Linked DNA regions of Mus musculus: region 1 is linked to region 2. A link is a loop called in an ENCODE intact Hi-C map of the cell type or tissue named here. Cell type or tissue: heart. All regions are shown on one strand.

What was found. Hi-C counts contacts between places; a loop is a spot of excess contacts. Peaks named below come from ENCODE experiments on the same cell type or tissue, not always from the same donor. Only the 100,000 strongest peaks of a DNase experiment are listed, where the experiment ranks them.
Region 1: a loop joins it to region 2, with 2.6 times the contacts of the local background. A loop is called at or near these places in 5 of 42 quality-filtered maps.

Annotation. Positions count from the first base shown.
Region 1 is chr5:104,509,853-104,514,852 of GRCm38, reverse strand. The region is part of intron 1 of Thoc2l (THO complex subunit 2-like); the gene reads right to left. Among named protein-coding and RNA genes, the nearest start is that of Thoc2l, 4.0 kb to the right of the region's middle. In heart, no CTCF peak of the experiment used is centred here; no DNase peak of the experiment used is centred here.
Region 2 is chr5:104,569,463-104,574,462 of GRCm38, reverse strand. Zfp33b (zinc finger protein 33B) reads right to left here and starts at 2,791. Exons shown (of 3, transcript NM_001346671.1): 1 at 2,692-2,791. The coding sequence starts at 2,721. In heart, no CTCF peak of the experiment used is centred here; a DNase peak (open chromatin) is centred at 2,892; H3K4me3 peaks cover 1,547 bases; H3K27ac peaks cover 781 bases.

The DNA of each region.
Region 1 (5,000 bases), 60 kb after region 2:
TTATATGGAAAGTTGCTTGAGGGAGCATATGGGAATGATATGGATAGACTTAAAGGCATTCTACACTGAATAAAGTTGTATCCTGGAGGCCACAACAAAAATGGAAACAGTCACTCCATAGATCAGTGATTAACAAAGGAAAAAACAAGCTGGCTCTTCATGGATATTTTTTTCTAAATTCGGTTTCTTGTGAGTATTTGCAAGCACACATTTATGAATGCAAGGCTTTGAACTTTGGGCATGCATTGCTAAACGGCACCTATAGCTCATTCAGTGTTTATCTATGAGCTGTCATCTATAGTCCTTGTGCTTTGCTATTTTCAAGGAGTCTCTATGGATTGCCCTGGCTGGTGCAAAACTTGCTACCTCTAGTAGTAAGCAGCCCAGCTTTTCAAATATTTGTTATTTCACAGGCATTTACCATCATACCACGATTCTTCTCCAAGAACATCCTCTAGTTATTTCATCAAACACTAGTAGACTAACCAGAAAGACTTTATGGTTGCAACTAAAACTCTAAATCGTCAGCTCTACAAAGGTGAGATTATAGAGGTAGGCCTGAGTTAATCACATAAACTCCTTTAAAGGCAAAAACTAGAAAAGAAATCCCATTTTTCCAGAAGGACTCAACTTGTTTTGAAGGTGAGAGGGATCACTTAGGAAAAAATGCTGGAAGCCCGGAGAAGCTGGGGCATCTGGGCTAGTGGACAATCATCATAGGTCATAGGGACTTTAGTGCTAACATCAAATGGAACTTGATTTTACCTACAACTGGACTCTGATTGAAAGCAGCTTCAGGTTTAATTCTTTAACTGAGTCCCGACGGCTGACACTGATTTGGCCTCTGGTAACCTAAAACGCCTAGATTAGCTTTAAGTGTTAAAAAAAAAAAAAAAAAAGTTACAGAGTAGATGTTGTTTTAATTCTCCTTTCCACTTCCACAACATGACTCTCACGTTCAATGGGAGTATGTAATATTGTGGAATACCAGTGCTAAATTTGTGTCCTACCCAGTGACCGCAAACTTCTTGTCTCTACTACTTCAGTCTCCAAAGGACATTCTACCTGCTAATTTCTGGCCTTACTAGGATGATGAAATGCTTTCTACATAACTCTCTCGCTCTATTCTTCAATCTTTGCAGGACTATATCTTAGAGCTTATTCAACATACCTTTATAAATGAGAAAGCCACACTTACTGTGGTTTTCATTTATTGGGGTAAGTTTTTTGTGCACTGTGTAAAAGTTGTCTTTGTTTTATTCAAATGTTGATTTTTGTACCAGCAGAGAGCTGCTGAGCACTGTTCGGGTCTCTGGTATTGTTTTTATGATTTAATAAAGAGCTGATGACCAACAGCTGAGGCAGGAGAGGAAAGGCGGGACTTCTGGCAAAGAGAGGCTCTGTGGGAAGAATCAGATGAGAGAGCATGACACCAAGGTTCAGGGACTGAGAGAGAGGTAATGGGGAGGTAGGGCATGGACTAGAATAAACAGGTTAATTAAATAAGACTTAGGTCCAGTGGGTGGGAACCTGGAAGTTTATAGTAGACACAGACTGATAAGAAAAGACAAGGTTTACCTTACCAGAGATGCTGAGGAGTTTGCACGCTGACTAAGCAAGTGAAAAAGAAAGGAAGGGTTCTTAGGTAAACTGCTCATGGCTTTGGTGCCCCCAGCATGTGTAGCTTTGCTGGCAGTTCCCAAAGGCATCCTTTTTTGAAAGGATTTCTCCTGCAAGTTTTTAAATCATTCGACTTGTTGTTATGTTAGTTACTCTTTTTCTAGTAAATTATTTTTTGTTTCCATCATCTAATTTAGTGTTCTGCTTGACCATGAACACCTCTAAGACATTACTTAAACTACAATTTGTAGGGTAATCACATAAACAGCTTTTCTTTTTCTTCTGCTGACTCTTTTGTTATTTAAGGTCAGCTGGAGTTTTCTGTTTCAAGTAGACCTAACTGGAATGTAAAAGTCAAAATGTTTACTTGAGAACAAGGAGAAAGAGAGGGTGGGAGTGGGACATTAAAAACCACTGTGCTAAAAGAACTGCTTCATCTGAAAAAAATAAAGTAATAGAGGTAAAATATTTGAGTCAGCTTTAAATTGAAATACTAAAGTATCAATGGCTAAATACATATTCAAGTAATCTTGGCTCCTTAATTTCTATGAAAGGAAGATACATGTTCACATTAATGAGCTTTTATAAACTTGGTATAAGAATAAATTTTAAATAGCTCTTTTCACGGGTCCTTACTAAGAAGTGACAGTTAAAAATTCTAAATGACATTCAATTTAATGGCAAAGACTACAAAGAGAAAGTGGCTACATTTTAATCAGAAATCTAGAAAAAGATGTAAAGTGAGTTATTTTGGTGTTAAAATATAATTTTGTCCAAATTCACTAAATGTGTAAGCAATACTTCAAAATGTAAATTTAAAGAAAGAACTAAGGAAGAAAGAAAAATAAATGGTTATAAAGAAAATATACCGTTTGGTAAGGAAAATGATGAAAAATAAGAATGTAACACAGGATTACACAAAATGAATTCTTAAATGTTTGTTTAAATATATATACATATATATACACACATATATATGTGTGTATATATATTCTTTGTCTGCATGTACACCCACACATCAGAAGATCCCAATATTGATGACCATAAGTCAGTAAACCACGTGGTTGTTAAATATTACTCAGGACTTCTAAAAGAACAGAGCAGCCAGTGCTCTTAACAGCTGAGCCACCTCTTCAGCCTCCACAACAAAGCTTATAGAAGGAAATATATGTATAATTTAGTTGGCTATAATTAGATACATACTTAAGTTTTTCTAAAGAGAAAACATTTTGATGAAATAATGTATACAACCAGAATTTGATTATCTATACTTAAAACCAGTTTCTTAAAACAGATCTGATCTTAATAACATTTTTAAGAAGTGATAAGGAACAATGGGTTTTATGCTGTTTTCTGGGACATGGCTATTCTAACTGTTTCTATTGTAAGTGTTCTCATCTAGTTTCATTCCTTCTGTAAAACACTGACAATTAGATTAAAACAAAAACCAAACAAGCAAAGTTAACAACTATGTTTAAATGAACCTTTCAACTAAAAATTAACTGTTACAAATTACAAATTAACTGTTCTCGCACTGCGTTTCTGTAAGTTACTATTACTAAAAATAATTGTTTTGTGGTTCAAATTGAGTCTACAACTTAAATCTGTCTGGCACTTGGTTTGTTATCTATTTTTCCTTCATTCAATAGTACAATGCCTAGCAAAGTAATGGTGACCCAGCTTGAGATATCCATCCCCTACAGCAGTGGTTCTCAACTTCCCAATGCTGCGACATCATAAAATTATTTGCATAACACTGACTGTTAATCATTATTCCTCCTAAGTAGAAACAGATCAGGCCAGTAACAAAAACAGGTTCATTCTGGCAATGCGAGGCAATTAAAATTTAACTATGCTATGGTTCTTTAATAGTGTTCTCAGGAAAGCAAACTAACATCCAAAATGTTGGAACATGAAGGAAACACCAAAGCTGTCAGAGCAAAGGAAAATTGCTATGTTAACTCCATTCTCAAAGTAAACAGATCTGAAAAACTTTCAGTCATTGCCTGAGTTAAGCATCGCAGAAGACTCTGGCTAGGCGTGAACAAAGATCTCAGAAGCTGCCTGTATACCTATGCCTTCTGAGTTAACAGGAGGCTTAGGATGGACAAACTAGGCAGTGTTTATGCATGGGTCAGCACTGAGCTGAAAACCCCAAATTTCAGAGTACACGCTGAACGAACCTAACTGGTAAGAGTCTCAAACTCTATTACTAACCTTTCTTAAACACAGCCCTGTCCATCTACTTCAAGACCCAGCTATACCACTCCTGGGCATATACCCAAAAGATGCCCCACTATACCACAGGGACACTTGCTCAATTATGTTCATAGCAGCTTTATTTTTAATAGCCAGAAACTGGAAACAACCTAGATGGCCCTCAACTGAAGAATGGATAAAGAAAATGTGCTACATCTATCTAAACAATGGAATGCTATTCAGTTATTAAAAACAAAGACATCAAGAATTTTGTAGGCAAAAGAATGAACCCTGAAGACATCATTCTGAGAAAGGTAACCCAGACCCAAAAGGACGCACATAACAGGAGCCTAGCATGGCTGTCCTCTGAGAGGCTCCACCTGGATGAAGCTCTGGGACTCTTATGGAAGAGTTGGGGGAAGGACTGAGGGCCCCTAAGGGTATAGGAACTCCATAGGAAGACTCACAGTTAACTAACCTGGACGCTAGGGACCTCTCAGATTGAACCACCAACCAAAAACCATACACGGATGAGCCCCTCAACACACCCCCAAACCCTCCACCCCCAGGCAAATGTGCAGCTCAGTCTTCATGTTGGGTCCTGAGTAACTGGAACAGGGGCTATCCCAAAAGCTGTTACTTGTCTGTGGAATCTGTTCCCCTAACTTGGCTGTCTTGTTTGGCTTCAGTAGGAACTATCTAACCCTGCAGAGACTTAATGTGCCAGGGTTGGGAGGGCCTCCACTTAGAGAAGAAGGAGTGAGGTGGAGGAACTGTGAGAGGGGGAGATGGGGAAAAGACAACCATAAAGATATAAAGTGAATTTTAAAAAATTTGAAAAAACCAACAAATAAACTTAAGGGCAATTAGATGGACTGTATAAAACAGTCACCTTGTATCTGTCCCTGGTACCTTTCTAATAATTTCACTCTCCAAGAAAGGTCCAGAAGTTTCTTAATGAATACACTTTACAGTATCAAATTAGGTATTCTGTTCAACACGGGGTTCTAGAAACAGTAACTATCCATGCTTCCTTGCTGTGGTCTGGTTATTGGTTTAGACCTATTCTAAGTGAAAGGAGAGGAAAAGGAGGAGGGTGGGAACCCCTAGACTACATACAGACATTTGATACACACGCATGCATGTCTCTCTACATCGGCAGTGGTAGGAATGAAACTCAG
Region 2 (5,000 bases):
TGAGCATCACAAAAGCGTTCATGCCAAGCCCACCCCTACACACAGTGGAGACCTGTAAAATCATATTTTTACTCGACAATATGAAATATGTATGTATATGTGTATATGTATATGTACATATACATACATACATACATACATACATACATATGTATGTATGTATGTATATATATATATATATATCAGGAAACAGACACAGGTCATTGTTTTGTGATGTCTTCCATTATGTTGGACTGTGGAATTAGAAGAGAAAATGCACACTTAATTCTAAACAACCACTCTTGCTTCTCTTTAAGAAAAATTAATGTTTGATTAACTATTCAAAAATAAAAATGCATAGATAATATTATAGGGTATTGATATTACAATTATACCAAACATTAAACAGGAACTCCTGTGTAAAAATCTTAAATGTTATGTTGGAGAGATGCCTCAGAGTTGAAGAGAACTGGCTGCTCTTCCAAAAGTCCTGAGTTCAATTTCTAGCAACCACATGGTGGGTCACAGTCATGTATAATAAGATTAGGTGCCCTCTACTGGCTTGCAGGAATACATGCAGGCAAAACACTGTATACATAAAAAATAAATTAAATAAATGAACAAAATGACAAAACAACTCTTAAACATTTATAAACATATTCTCCTAATCAAAAATGTGTGACGACATAAGCCTGGTTATTTACTCTGAAGAATTGAAATGGGTCACTTGTCTAAAGTATTACATTTTTGCTCAATGATCATTTATTGCCATTATTTAAATTCAAACAAAAGCAATTCAGTCTATTTCTTAACCTCATTTTAACTTTTTGATCCACTGTGACTCATGGGCAGAAAGTTCTCCTTGCATCCAAATAGAACAACTTTCTGGATTCTTACAGTCTGCTGTACTAGCTATTTGCTTCTCATCAATCTGGCCACTCTGGTGTAAAAGCTGGCACTCACTTTTGCTTCCCCAAACACCAACTACAAGACATTATAAAAACACTTTGAACTTGAATGCTGATGCTAGATTCTGTGCTTTCCCTCCCACATTTTCAATTTCAACCTGTACTGTACACAAGATGGCTGAAGCTCTCACACCAATCTGACAAATGGCAATGTTGTAAGAGATTAAAATCAGAAAGGAGAAAGAGTCAACAGGACATTGCTTAAGCTGTCGTTCTGTGCTGTTTTATGACCAATAGGGCATTGGTTGTAGGGATCCTTTATAAGGGTATAGTCCCTTAAATGTGAACTTGAACAATGTTACCTATGAGCACATGTGTATTGAAACTTAAAAAACAAAACTAAACTAAACTAAAAAACCCCACAAACTCCCACAAAAATAACTCAAAGTGGCTTTAACTGTTATATTTCTCACCGTCAATCTACTACTCATCATTCAAACAGTGAGGCCCCATGCTCTACAGATCTCTCTGGGTGGAGAAGATCAGAATGGTGGCTATGGCTCTGCAGTCTCTCATGCCTCTTTGGGAAATCCATGACCTCTGAAACCCACAAAGAAAACAACTTGGAAGAGCAATTTAGTGTCTGCTTCCTACCAAGCACCATGAACACATGAAAAACCTCTGAAACTCAAATCTACTTTTGAACCCTGGACTTAATTTACATGAAACATGCATTGTGGCTGGTGGTAATAAAACAAGGGACAAATGCTAACAATAGTGACTTTCAAGAAAAACAAGCAATTTCCTGCTAAGGAAATGCCATCAATAAGATGATGTATGATCTTGTCCTTATGTGTAATATTAGCTGCTGATCTATAACCTGACACACACACAGCTTCTCAGCTGACATAATTACATCAACAAAGTTTGATCCCACAGAACATCCCCAACTTGTATACCCACCAATCTATACAATTTCTATAAACATGCATGAATTAATAAATGCTGAGGAATTTAAAACAATCACTCACTTTGCCCCATCAGGTCCTCCTTCCCAATGGTGACTCCTGCAGATGACTCCTTAAACTTTAGTCTGTGAGCTAGCTCTGGTCTACACTGTTTCACCCTACTGTGTACACAGTAAACCATTCCTCCTGTTCTAGTCTGAAGGCAGAATACATGTTCCACAGGAATGCACTTTTCCTTTCACTGCAAAGGACAGTTAATCACAGGACTTAAATGAGTAATTTTAAAAACGCTCTTGTACATACATTTAACATTCGAACTTAGAAAGTCTAATAAAAAGGAAAGCAGGGTCATTGCCCTGGGGAGCATGAGACTGGGATGCACGTGACAACATAGCTTGTCTCAGAAACATTTTTCTAAAAGACTAATGGGGCAGCTGTACAAAAATTAACATTGCATCTATTTCTTGTTTCTTTAAAAACAGAGGCATATTGAAAGAACGTGCTCTCAGTCACCCAACAGATGGATGCCTTTTACAACTAGACAAAATTAACTCCAAATGAATCACAACAAAAAATGATAGAGGAGAAGAGCTTGTAGACTCTACTAGAGGAACCAAGCCTGCCTGCCACTGGCATCCTATCAAGGATGTTTCTATACACAAGACCCTGTTCCAAATGCTTTGTGCAGATTCAGCCCAGAGAGGGAAGTTATTCAGATGCCACCGCTGGGTCCAGGAATGGCTTACACTAACAGGGACCTCACACGCGGCTGCATCAAGCTGCTGGTTCCCGCCCAGCCCCGAGCAGGACCCACCACAGCGGCTCCCGCTCCTCACCTTTGTGGAGAGTGAGGATGTGCTGGCCATGCTGTATCTTCAGAGCTTCCTGAGCTTCCCTCAGTACTCGGCAGTTGAGGTGAAAAAACAACACACAAAATCACGTAAACTCTCGCAGAACCTGCAATGTGATTTCCGGAAGAACCCTCCTCCTTTTCTGACTGGCAGGCGCGTATGGAGACTCTGATTGGACAGTGAATCTGTCAGTCCATTTATTCACTTCCGTTGGGCACAGCCTGTTTGGGCTCCGTACCGGGGAATAAATATCTAGACTATTTTTTCTTTTCTGCAGCCTGGCTGGTGCTGGGCTTCAGGGGAAGCCAAGAGTCTGCTCAGGGATGGGAAATGCAGTCTTTGATGAGGCCGAGGCTAGAGCTGGTTAGGGAGTTCCTGGTCTGTGACGTGTCCCAGTTCTGGGGTGGAGGGTGGGGGGAGGTTCTGACTCTTGAACATCCAGGCATAGCTGAGAGTCCCAGAAGAGCCACGAACTGAATCAGGGCCCTTGGGGGCACATATCTGTGTGATATGATTTTAAATTATGTAGCCATATTGTGTTTACAATATTTTAGCTTCGTGAAGAGTAAATTTTAAAGCCTGTTTACAACCTCAAATCTATTCTTTTTGAGTCTCAGTTGACAATAAATATATTTCACGGCCGCTGTTAATTTCTTGCTGCCTTCCCATGGTGAAGCTCTGTATTATATGAGGATGACATGAAGCTTTTCTGTTCCATGAATGACAGTGCTTTAAGATCCTTGTCCTAGCTGCCTAGACGCCAGTCTTCTCCTGGCAGTCTTTGTAACAAGATGTAGAACTCCCAGCTCCTCTGGCCCCATGCCAGCCTAGGCTCTGCCATGCACCTTGAACTTCTGAATTGTAATCGAGCCCCAATTAAACGTCGTCCTTTTAAGAGTTGTCTTTGTCATGGTAACTGTTCACAGCAGTAAAGCCATAATTAAAACAGGAAGAGATAATTGAAAGTAGAAAACAAACAAACTACTAAAGTCCATTTCAAAAGACATATCCAAAGACACTACCATTGTTTCCTGTCCCCTGGACAACTCCCTGCTGACCTTACCTGCCATTGTGGGTTGGACATGACGTGACAGAGAGTCAAAGACACAGACTTCTGGAGTAGACAAGAAAGACAGTGCAAGGTCTCTAAACACTGCTGCAAGCTTCTTTAATTCCCTTCACCCATGCTCACTGGTACCAAGAAAGCATCTGTGGGTATGAATATAAATGCTCAGAAGATACTGTGGAATCACAACTCTTTAAATAATTTTAGAAAATTCTTACGACTGTACATGTCAGTCGCAGGTTTATTTGCTGAATTTACATGACAAAACAAAATACAAATTAAAGAAATAGAAAAAAAGAAGATGGTTTCTGTTTCTTGTCAGGATAATTTAAACTAAGTAGAAATTTAAATATGAAAAAACACAATGAATCCTTTTCTGAAGAGGTAGCAATTGTACATAATTAATTGCTAAGAGGATAATCATTATACAAGCTAAAGACAGGTGATTCTCTCACAAACCCCATGATGAGACATGGAGCCCCAAGATGACAGATGGAAACCCTGGGTCTCCAAGAAATCTTCACCAGCACATCTGTAAGACAACACACTCAAAGGTAATGTCAAAGTTAATTCAGGATATTTACTGTTGCTTCCATTTACAAACACATAGTTAAAACATATCATTAAACATTTCTTTTTATTTAATTGATACTAGTCCTAATATGCTTACAATTTTGTTATACATTATGACAATCCATCAATCATATTGAATCTGGTACTTTAGTTAATTTAAAAAGCAATCCAATTGTGGATAGCTGCAACATCTACTCAAAAGCATATTGGAAGATGTCCTAATAAGCTTGGCAGGTTCTCAGAGCAACACTGTGATCCAACTATGTAGACTCAACAATGTTGTTCATTTCTAAATCTATAATGCTGCTCTCTACAAAGGGGAAAAGTATGGATCAAATATTGCTATTTCTGTAGAAGGAAACCCCAGCTTCCTAATGACACAGATGTTTCAAGGAGATAAACGTTTTTGTCAGCATTTTGCTAACTCAGTAGACACTCATGTACAAGAACAGAAGCAATGAATTCTAGACCTGGGACCAGAGAAGGACAAGAAAGAACTTCATTCAGCCAGGAGACAGTGAATTCCTGTGTGCTCCTATACGAAGTCTGAAGTGACTGTAGCTTGTGTCAAGTTGACAATAAGGTACCCAGCACAAATCCCACACAATTATAACCTATGTATTGCACCACCCATACATAGCCCCAGCTCCACAGT